Regions from separate parts of the Homo sapiens genome. Here region 1 is linked to region 2. A link is a contact called in ENCODE Hi-C data. All regions are on one chromosome and are shown on one strand. Each heading gives the region's core, a stretch centred on a gene start or an enhancer-like site at or near the end of the contact. The rest is flanking DNA. Distances are from core to core; before and after follow the strand shown.

Region 1 (5,588 bases), core at 647-3,146, 1.5 Mb before region 2:
TGAGAAATAAAGTCCTGGGGCTTGCCCACTGCAGCATAAACCCAGGGCCCTTGCCTCAGGTGGGGCCCAGGTAGCAGAGGATGCCGTCCCCACAAGAGGATGCCTCTTTTGATCTGCAGTTTTGCCTGATTGGACAGAGTCTAGACAGTGGTAGATAATTCCCTTTCAGTGGTTAATGTCAGTGCATTTATTAGTCCTTCATACTAAACAAATCAAAGATCCACTAGTCTCAAGGTCAGATCTTTCAGTGAGTGAGGCTATCTGAACTATTTCTTTAAAAATCCGTGGACAACTTGTATCCAGATTTGCTTTCTGTAGAGCAGCACTGCATTTACTCCAAACAGCAGTAGGCTCTTCCTAACTCAGTGACTTTCAACAGTGCCTTCTTCTCTTGGATATGCAGCTGTCACAGTGGTGGTCTTGTGCTGTTTAATACAAGTACAAAATCCCCTTATTCCATTTCTTTATTTGGTGAGAGTTAAGAAGGATATCTTTTCTAGCTGTAATGGCTCATTTGTAGTTCTCTTTGAAGACCGATAATGGGCTTACCGCCTCTTCTCGCCCAGGCTGCTTTAATTTGTGTAGCTAATAACCCCGGGCTTCTTCCTCTCGTTTCTCTCACTTGGTTTTTGATTTGCATCAGACTGCCTGAGCCCATGTCCTATTTGGAGGAAAGCTGAGGGAAATGCATAAATAATGTCTAAAATAAACTTGTAAAGTCAAGTATCAGTTACATTGAAGATCTAGGGGTGATCTTGGGCACCTAGGTTGAACTTTGAAAAAAATTCTGTAGGATCCTTGGGAGAGGGGGCTCTGCTGAGCAGCAGAGGAAGGCAGTGGGAAGAGGCACTGGATAGGGAGGCTTCTCTAGGAGGCCCAGCAGAACACCTTTGATTTAGTGCAAAAGGCAAAGTCAGCTGATGGTCTTGGAAGGAAGTGTAACATGAAGAGGCATTAAAAGGACTGTCCTCTCTTTAGAGGAGGGAGGGAAAAGGGGGGCTGGGGAGGGAGAGAGCAGATGGTAAGGCTTTGTGATGTTTCCGCTTTCCCTAAAAACTCTCATATCGTGGTGCCCAGGAATCTGCCATCCATTCCTTTCTGCCATTAAACTCAAACCAACATATACATATTTTAGACCATTTAAATTCCGCCCTCTTACAGCACGTATTATAATTGCTCAGTTAATTTGGCATTAAGGTATCCGAAAATGTCAACTGTGTACATACAATCTTTGTTGGGTGTTTGGCTCTTTTCCTTGAGAGCAAATACAAGAGCCATCCGTCCAACCAAAGCTTTAGAATCAGTTTCTGTTTGCTGAAAAATCTGGTTTTTATTTGTTTAGGTCCTAACGCCAGCCCCGATGGTCTCATTCCGTGGACGAGGTTTTGTAAGGTGAGGACTGTCTGGGTTTTATGCTCTCTAAGTCCTTTTTGCTCTTGGTTGAGGTTCTCATGTTTCTTGCTGTGATAGTTACTTAACTGTTTGCTTATTTTGGCGTGTTCTTCTCTGGCCAAGGAGCCCCTCGGGCAAGTTGTTTACTTTTCTTCAGTGCAGGAGGTTGGTCTCCGAGCAGGAGTCTGACAGGAAGCACCTGCCTGAGTGATAACATTCTTTCATATCTGAAATGAGGCTTCTGTTCACTCACGCTGGACCCCTGCCCAGCAGTGTTTTAGCCATTTCTGTGTGAAATGTATGTTGTGGGCTGGGTGGCGCAGCCTGACCAGCCAGACGAGTTTAACGGCCTGCTCGAGCAGAGGGGCCCACTGCGGGGAACATTTAGATTCTGCTGGAGTCACCAGACAGTGCGGACCAGCTTGCACTGCTGGATTTTGCTAGTGTGGGGCAGCTTGTGTTTCCGTGAGTCACGCTGGAGGTCACCCCCAGGCTAGCTTGCTACTGTTTGGAAAGGGAAGCAGAGCCCGGCCCAGGGAAGTGGAGAGCTCTGGAGAGCTCCTGGTCTGAATGCTGATAAGAGCGGGGAGGGAACTTGATATTCCCTGCCAGGGGAGGGATCCCATTGCTGTGCTGAATGGGACAGTTCCATCCTTGGCACCTGGGGAGTCTTTGCAAATGATGGTGGGAGGGGCCATGGTAAGTCATTGTTTTAGATTTTTGTTCATAATGTCTGCATTTGTATACTTTCAGGAAAATATAAATGATAAAAATTTTCCCTTCTGGCTTTGGATTGAAAGCATCCTAGAACTCATTAAAAAACACCTGCTCCCTCTCTGGAATGATGGGTAAGGGCCACCGATAGATGTATTTTGAAACATATTTTTAGTGCTGCGAGGTTGAGACAAGGCCTGAGTCCAGCTTCAGTATTTGACTAGGCGTGTGTGAATCTCACAGGAGTGCGCATTTATAGGCTGCCCCTTCAGGGCTTCAGAAGAGTAGAACCTCATAACATTAACCTTACACTTTCTTAGTACAAGTATATGTATTGGCAAAGCTAAATTAAAAAAAAAAAACAACTCTTGAGTGCCATTCATGCATTCATTCACTCAACAAAAATTTTTTGAGCACCTACTATGTGGCCCCTAGGAAGGAAGAAAAACCCTTTTAACTGGGTAAATCATTTCTATCTTGACTTATTGCCAGGATCGGCTGATATTTCAACAGAAGCTTTAACTTGATCAGAAGGGCTAAAATATGAAAATATATTGCCTAGGTCTTCCTCTCCAGTAAAAAAGATGTATACATTCAGACATTGTTATGGCCTTTAAAATAATAAAGGAACAATAAAAGGCTCATTAATCCCACACGTGTTATTGAGCATCTGTAGCATCCTACTGACACCATGTTCATATCGCTTTTTTTAAAACCTTAGTATATACATGTATAAGTGAAATGCTTCCTTAAGTGTCAACTGAACAGATTTTAAAATAGTCTACGTTTTTTACCGTAGGTTTTTTTTCTCACATTCCAGCCATTTTCTTGGTTTGTAAGTTAGCATGAAAATGGAAATCATGATTGAACTAAAAGCCCATCCGTCCATCTCTTCGATATCCAGGTGCATCATGGGCTTCATCAGCAAGGAGCGAGAGCGTGCCCTGTTGAAGGACCAGCAGCCGGGGACCTTCCTGCTGCGGTTCAGTGAGAGCTCCCGGGAAGGGGCCATCACATTCACATGGGTGGAGCGGTCCCAGAACGGAGGCGGTGAGTGGGAGTTTGAGCACATAGTCCCACCATTCCATGTGTGTGAAGTCCCTCTTCATCGCCGCCAGTCAGCTCATACAGATAGTGCGTTTGGGACATGAAATTGCAGATCTTATACTTACCCCAAATGAGCCCCCGATAGGATTTAATAAACCACCACAAATGTTTGTGGTTGTGGTTCACTCTCTGGAACATATTGTGGAAATGATGGTTTTGAAAAGACAATGCCAATTCTTTCCTTTGCATCAGGTTTGTTATCTGCAGATCAAGGATGTGAGTCAATGTAATCTGCAACCCGTTCTTGGAAGGAATCACATTTCCCACAGGAGTAAGCATCCACATTCTCTTAGGGTCATCCCAGAGTAGAGTGTGCAGATGAGACAGGCTTCGGGAGAAGACTTCATACACATCATCAGCCAGGGAGTTGATGCAGGACCTGTTGGGACGAGTGGCAGCCTCTACCCTGCCTTCAAACAGAGCAGCTGCAAATTTATCTTTATCATATATGGGGTTTCTATTTAATCAAATGAGTCCATGGCTAAAAGACTCCAGAAACCTTGGTGTTATGAAGCAGGTTTCTGAGGGTGAAGCTCAACAGCGTAAATGAAAAAATCATAAAGACCAACTGATTACTTTTCACTGTTGTTTAGAGTTTGGTCTGTTTGAAGGGCAGGAGGAAAAACTGATTTGTTTTAGTAATTTTTATACTTTCAGTGGGTAGACACAAAATGGAATACTCTTCTTGTTCTATTTATTTTTCTGAAATATTCCTCTTCTCCTGTTTTTCTGGAATACTCTTATTCTATTTGTTTTTCTGCCATACTCTTCTTGTTCTGTTTGTTTTTCTGGAATACTCTTCTATTTTTTTTTTCTGGAACGGTATTCTTTCTTGTTCTGTTTATTTTTCAGGAATACTCTTCTTGTTCTATTTGTTTTTCTGGAATACTTTTCTTGTTCTATTTTTCTTCTGAGGAAAAAGCAGGGAGGCTGAGATGAGAGTCTGGCGTGGGCAGTAGTCATTAGAACCTGCCCTTTTCCTCTTATCCTGTTCCCTTCCTGAACCAGCTGAGAGACAGATATAGTAGACCAAGCAGAGATGAAGAAAACCCTTGGCAACCAGGAAAGGTCAAGCAGGACACTACCAGCCAGGAAGGGTTAGGATGGCAGCATAGTCTCATGTTCCACAGCAGGCTCCCCAGAACACCTGAACCGTGGCCTCTGGAAGGTCGACACCCAAAGGGAGATTCTGTATCAGCTAGGAAGAAGGATCTGAATTCAGTCTGGGAATAAGAACGGGAGTAAATTAAACCATGGTTTATTACGTTAAGGGTTACAGGGAAATGTAGCAAATAGGATCATTTTTAATTTGAAATGTTGTTTTCTATATATCATAATTTATTTTAATAAAAAATTAGATTTTTCAATATGAAAAGAAAAACAAAGTGAGTTTATCTCTAGTAATTTAAATCTGTGGCTTAAGCCAAGATGATCCACTTAGTAGTAAGTTATTTATGTGCCTATGGGCAGCACATCATTGAAGATGCAGGCTTTTAAAGGTTTTTAATAAATCTTTTTTGCCCAGATTTATAAATCTAAGCAAATAATGGCAAATAGAATGTTATTGAGAATAATACCTCCCTTTATTTTCCCTGAGACAGTATTATAATTTATTTAGAAATAAAGCAGTCTACTGTATATGTTATAATGCTTAGATTGTGATTAGTTCTTATGAGGTTCACTCAAATCCATCAACTCTGCAGTGTTTTATTTCTCTGTCCTCTTTCATTTTGGGATGTTCTATGGGATTTACTTAGCTTTTCTCCTTTTTAGAACCTGACTTCCATGCGGTTGAACCCTACACGAAGAAAGAACTTTCTGCTGTTACTTTCCCTGACATCATTCGCAATTACAAAGTCATGGCTGCTGAGAATATTCCTGAGAATCCCCTGAAGTATCTGTATCCAAATATTGACAAAGACCATGCCTTTGGAAAGTATTACTCCAGGCCAAAGGAAGGTAAGTGGGGCAAGCAGGTGGTAACAGCGTGGCACAGTCTTTCCTGATGAGGGGGTGATTATTCTGAAACTCCACCCATGCAGTGTTTTGCTTTCGAATTGGTAAGAGTAGGCTTTCAAAAGATGGCATAAACTCAGTGCAGGTGAAACATAATGCATTATTTGGCCTGATACAGCTAGTAAGAAATGAATGGACAATTTCCTATTTTAGGAATGTTGGAAAAGTCCATTGCTGGTCTTGTGTATTTGTTACTATCACTGTTTCCACATGAAAAGGGTTTAAATAAGGAACTGTGGTAAACCAACAGAAGGCATCTTGCTCACGTTAAAGTTGAGGAAACTGAGGCCTGGGAGAAGTGAAGTGGTTCATTTAGGGTGGCCCAATTACTTACTAGATCCTATTTTTATTAGATAATT
Region 2 (5,273 bases), core at 2,202-4,701:
AGAATGCAGACTAGAATTCAGTGTATAGGGCTTTTGACTGGAAAAAGCTTCCTAGGTTTTGGTGACTAATAGTATGCTTAAAAACTATACGGTATGGTTAAAAACTGTACCTCCATACTTCACAGTCTTACACTCTCTTGCAACATAAAACTAGGAATAGCTTTGGACTATAGGTATTAGGAAGAAATAAAATTATAAAGAACTCTTGAGCAAATAAAATAAAGCTAATAAAAAATAATTCTTACCTTGATGTTGTTTTCTTTTTGAAAAAATAAACAGACAAGTAAAATTCCCGTACTGCAGCAACATATACTCCCTAGTATTTCAAAAAGAAGATAAACATTCACAAAAATAGTCAACACTCTTTTTTTTTTCTTTTTTTTTTGAGACAAAGTCTCGCTCTTGTCCCCCAGGCTGGAATGTGATGGTGCGATCTCGGCTCACTGCAAACTCTGCCTCCCGAGTTCAAGTGATTCTCCTGCTTCAGCCTCCCAAGTAGCTGGGATTACAGGCACCTACCACCACGCCTGGCTAATTTTTGTATTTCTAGTAGAGATGGGTTTCACCATGTTGGCCAGGCTGGTCTCGTACTCCTGACCTCAGGTGATCCGCCTGCCTCGGCCTCCCAAAGTGCTGGGATTACAGGAGTGAGCCACTGCGCCCGGCCCAACACTGTTTAAAAAGAAACACTCCCCCACAAAAGTTAACAGTAACTTTGTTCAGCTGATAAGAGTATATTAATATGATATATTCCACTTTGGCTATAGAAAGAATAATCATACTATTGAAACAATGACAGAAAATTAAAAGATGAACTTAGGTCCTAAATCCTAAAACTAGACTCTCAAGCTTAAAGTACAATGACTAGAATTAGGAATAACTTATATACACTAAAATGCAATGTTTGATATACATGTACATCTATATAACCACTGCCACAATCAGGATCTAGAACATTTCCTTCCTCAGAAATGCCCCCTCCTCCCTCTTTACAGTCATTCCTCAATGTTTCCATCCCACCTATCTGTTTCGATCACCATAGCTTATTTCTCTGCCGGTTGTAGAATTTCACATTCATGGAATGGTAAAATATACACTCTTTTCTGCTTGTCCTCTGTGGCTCAACATCATCCATCATCTTTTTGAATTTAATCTACGTTCTCATGTGTGTCATTAGCTCCTTTTTATTGCTGAGCGGCACTCCATTGTATGCATATCACATTTGTTTATTCTCTTGCTGATGAATATTTGGGTTAATTTACATTTTGGAGCTACTATGAATAATCACTCTTGTACACATCATTTTGTGGTTATGTTTTCATCTCTTTATGTAGGAATGGAATCGCTAGGTAAATGTATTTAACTTTGCTCTATATCCTGTCAACATTAGCTATTCTAGTGGACCTAAAGTGGTATGTTGCTACGGTTTTAATTAGTATTTATTTGATGACTAACAATGCTGAAGAATGCTGACATTAATGATGTTAAAGAAGTTTACTCTGAGAAATTAACTCTTTTCAGAATAATGCCAAAATAATGCTATAAAACTTAAGACTAAAGAAGCATGCCGCTACAGTGATGTCCGGAGGCTTTTCATAGCATTTGATTTTAAAATAGTAAAGTAACTGTTAACAGGGAATGGCTGAAGAAATCACAGTATAAAAACATCAGTTATAATTTATGAAAAACATGTTAGTATACACACATGCTGCAATGTTAAGTGAAAAAAAAGATGAAAAGACTTCTGATCTTAATTCTTTTCGGGAAAAGTTATTTTATGAATGTTAAGAAAAAAGCCTAGAAAGAGATTCTTCAATTATCACTGGTGAGATTATAGGTTTTATTTCCTCATTATATTTTTCTGTAGTTTCCAAATTTTCTATAATGGGCATATTAATTATAAACATTAATTAATTAACATATGGGAGGCCATAATTTCTAAAGACACATAGTCTAAGAGAGTTTACAAAGGCAATAGGACAGAACACACAAAAATAAGGATAGTCCTAAAAAAATCTATACCATAAATACATGCTAAAGCAATGAAGAGGCTTCTTAGTTACTAATACAAATATAGTAATTCAAGGGAATATAAAATCACTGTAACATAAAATGCTCAGAAGAGAGATTGCAGGAAAGAAATTTTAGGTACAAAACAGAAAACGAACAAAACAAAATTTACCTCGTTTCCAAAGGCAATGCACTTGGGTGACTGGTTTATGTAATCCAAAACAAAGGACAGCTCCTTGGCTTCTACTTCCTGGCTTGAGGATTTTGGCAGTTTCACTGAAACCAGCTGAAATATATCTAGCCAAAGAAAGCTATATTAATATAAAGCTTCTCTAGAGAGAGCAAACATGTGTAAGGAATTTATTCTTTTTTTTTTGAGGCAAAGTCTTGCTCTGTCGCCCAGGCTGGAGTGCAGTGGCGTGATCTCGGCTCACTGCAACCTCTGCCTCCCAGGTTCAAGCAATTCTCTTGCCTCAGCCTCCTGAGTAGCTGGGACTACAGGCATGTGACATCAAGCCTGGCTAATTTTTGTATTTTTAGTGGCGATGGGGTTCCACCATGTTGGCCAGGCTGGTCTCGAACTCCTGACCTCAAGTGATCCACCCATCTTGCCTCCCAAATTGCTATTATAGGTGTGAGGCACTGTGCCTGGCCCTATGAAACTGCTAATCAGTACTCTAGAATTTATTTGATGCAAGATAATAATTCTAGGCTAATCTTGAACAAAACATACCTTAAAGGTGGACTCTTTGTTTGAATGAGCAAGTTTTAAATGGAAGTCTAATTCCATAACTCATGTACATAAATGCCCCAAATATATAGAAATACAAATCTGGGAGGCCGAGGCGGGTGGATCACAAGGTCAGGAGATCGAGACCATCCTGGCTAACACGGTGAAACCCTGTCTCTACTAAAAAAATACAAAAAATTAGCCAGGCGTGGTGGTGGGCGCCTGTAGTCCCAGCTACTCGGGAGGCTGAGGCAGGAGAATGGCGTGAACCCGGGAGGTGGAGGTTGCAGTGAGCCGAGACTGTGCCACTGCACTCCAGCCTGGGCGACAGAGCAAGACTCTGTTTCAAAAAAAAAAACAAAAGAAATACAAATCAACTTGTATCTTACTGGTGCATTTTACATTCCAAAGTATTAAGCTGGGTTTTAAAATGGAAAAAGAATATGAATGTTGGTCAGCTGAGTAGCTAAAAGCAACAAATCATCTGAGAGTTTTCAGAAATGCTATGATGGGCCTGCCATAATATTAGGGTAAAATCTCCTTTTCTGTAATACTGACACATTCTTCTCTTTATATCCCTTTAAAAAATATCTCCTTAAGGGTATTCTTTTTACTCAGAGTAAAAGCAAAAGTCCTTCCAATAGCCTACGATGCTAAATATAATCTATTCTCCACTGGCTCACTTCCACCGGCCTCCCTTCTCCAACACAGCTGCACAGCCCTTCTTCCTCTCATTTAGTATTTACTCCTCCTATGTTGCTCATTTCCCTCCCCTGCTTTATTTTTCTCTAGACCACCTTTCATCTTACTGTATCATATTAACTAATCCAGTCAGTTTACTACTGGGACTTAGAAGTGTTTTGTTTTGTGCAATCATAACAGTATTTAGCACACGGTGGGTGCTCAATTAGGTGTTGAATGACTATATGACACATAGTCAAGAAATAATACCATCAAAAATAACACGTAAATGAAAGGCTAATTTGTTTTTAAACCAGAGAAGTAACTGCAACATGATTTATTCAATTTTCTATCAGAGAGTCTGGTTTTGGGCTGTGGAACATAGATAACACAAAAAGGGTACACATATATGTATAATATATGTTTTTGTATTTGAGTATGAGAGGCCAGTGGTGCAGTAAGCAAGCCAGCTAGCACAGGGGATCTTTTCAAGCCTGACTGACATTTTTATGTAGCAGCTATCCAGATTTTCTTATGCTGGGTGCCCATTATATGCCAAGTACTGAAGATTAATAATAGATCTCATTATGAGAAGAATTTAGATTACAACACAAGATCTTTACTTTAGATCAGTCGTTTTCCATCCTGTCTTGCATATTAGACACAACTGAGAAATTTTTCAGTAAACTAGGCCCCAGCACACAGAATCTTATTAAGTTCTTCATGTGATTCTTATGTGTAGTCAGTGTTTAGAATCATGGGTAAAAAGTTTTGCTAGCAGCTATTGGCAACTACTTTTCCAAGTGAGGAATCATGGAGTGAGTACAGGAAGTTGTTACCAAATACGAGTGATGAGCAGAATCACCTGGGACGATATTAAAAATGCAGATTCCTAAAGTACATCCCAAACCTAGTGATCAACCACCTGTCAGGAAGATTAGGAACCTGAATTTTTCGTAAACATGTGAACTGTTATCAGAAATCCACGTATTCAACATACGAAACCGAACTTAAATATCAAAAAGAGTGCTATGTTTGAAGCAGTCATCTGGCAAGATGACTTAATTATTTTTAAGAACGTTGCCATCTCCAGAACATTTTTTGAAATGTCCTTTGGAGGTGGTTTAGTGATCCTCCCACCTCAGCCTCCTGAGTAGCTAGGACTGTAGCCACCACATCTAACTTACTTTTCTTTCTTTTTGTCTTTTTAGAGACAGGGCCATGGTATATGTTGCCTAGGCTGGTCTCAAACTCCTGACCTCAAGCAATCCTCCTGCCCTGGCCTCCCAAAGCACTGGGATTACAGTTGTCAGCCATCATGCCCGGCCCCACTATCATCTTAAAGCTGCTTCATATTCTTCATTCTGAACACAACTGTATTTTATGGAGGACACCATAGCATACAGTGGCATTCCTGAATGTGGGGATCAGAAAATTTCTATAGATGTGTCCTCATGTCAGTGTTCTGTTTTATCAAACTCTATGGTAAGGGACAATTATTTCTAATCACTGACAATATTCTAGGAATTCCTAAAATGCTGATGCACAGCAGTTTCAATGGACCAATGTTCTAAAGACAGTGAAAATGTAATTAATAATAACTTAGTCACATTATTGGTTCTTAATATCAACCAATTTTTTTTTTTTTTTTGGAGACAGAGTCTCACCCAGGCTGGAGTGCAGTGGCGCCATCTCAGCTCACTGCAAGCTCCACCTTCTGGATTCACGCCATTCTCCTGCCTCAGCCTCCCAAGTAGCTGGGACTACAGGTGCCTGCCACCATACCCGGCTAATTTTTTGTATTTTGTTTAGTAGAGACGGGGTTTCACCGTGTTAGCCAGGATGGTCTAGA

What was found. Hi-C counts contacts between places; a loop is a spot of excess contacts on that map. Pooled maps may share reads with other maps.
Region 1: a loop to region 2 is called in a pooled map, with 4 times the contacts of the local background. The contact joins two enhancer-like sites. A Hi-C loop is called at or near these places in 1 of 168 maps with a recorded cell type or tissue (psoas muscle) and 5 of 50 pooled maps.

Annotation. Positions count from the first base shown.
Region 1 is chr2:190,976,424-190,982,011 of GRCh38, reverse strand. STAT1 (signal transducer and activator of transcription 1) reads left to right here. Exons shown (of 25, transcript NM_007315.4): 19 at 1,343-1,392; 20 at 2,146-2,240; 21 at 3,011-3,156; 22 at 4,987-5,172. Among named protein-coding and RNA genes, the nearest start is that of STAT1, 35 kb to the left of the region's middle. Within about 2 kb of position 1,896, at least 21 of the 41 ENCODE cell types and tissues checked have a DNase peak (open chromatin) inside an H3K27ac peak, as active enhancers do.
Region 2 is chr2:189,452,354-189,457,626 of GRCh38, reverse strand. It overlaps WDR75 (WD repeat domain 75), which reads right to left. Exons shown (of 21, transcript NM_032168.3): 5 at 2,183-2,307; 6 at 246-316. Among named protein-coding and RNA genes, the nearest start is that of WDR75, 14 kb to the right of the region's middle. Within about 2 kb of position 3,451, at least 2 of the 41 ENCODE cell types and tissues checked have a DNase peak (open chromatin) inside an H3K27ac peak, as active enhancers do.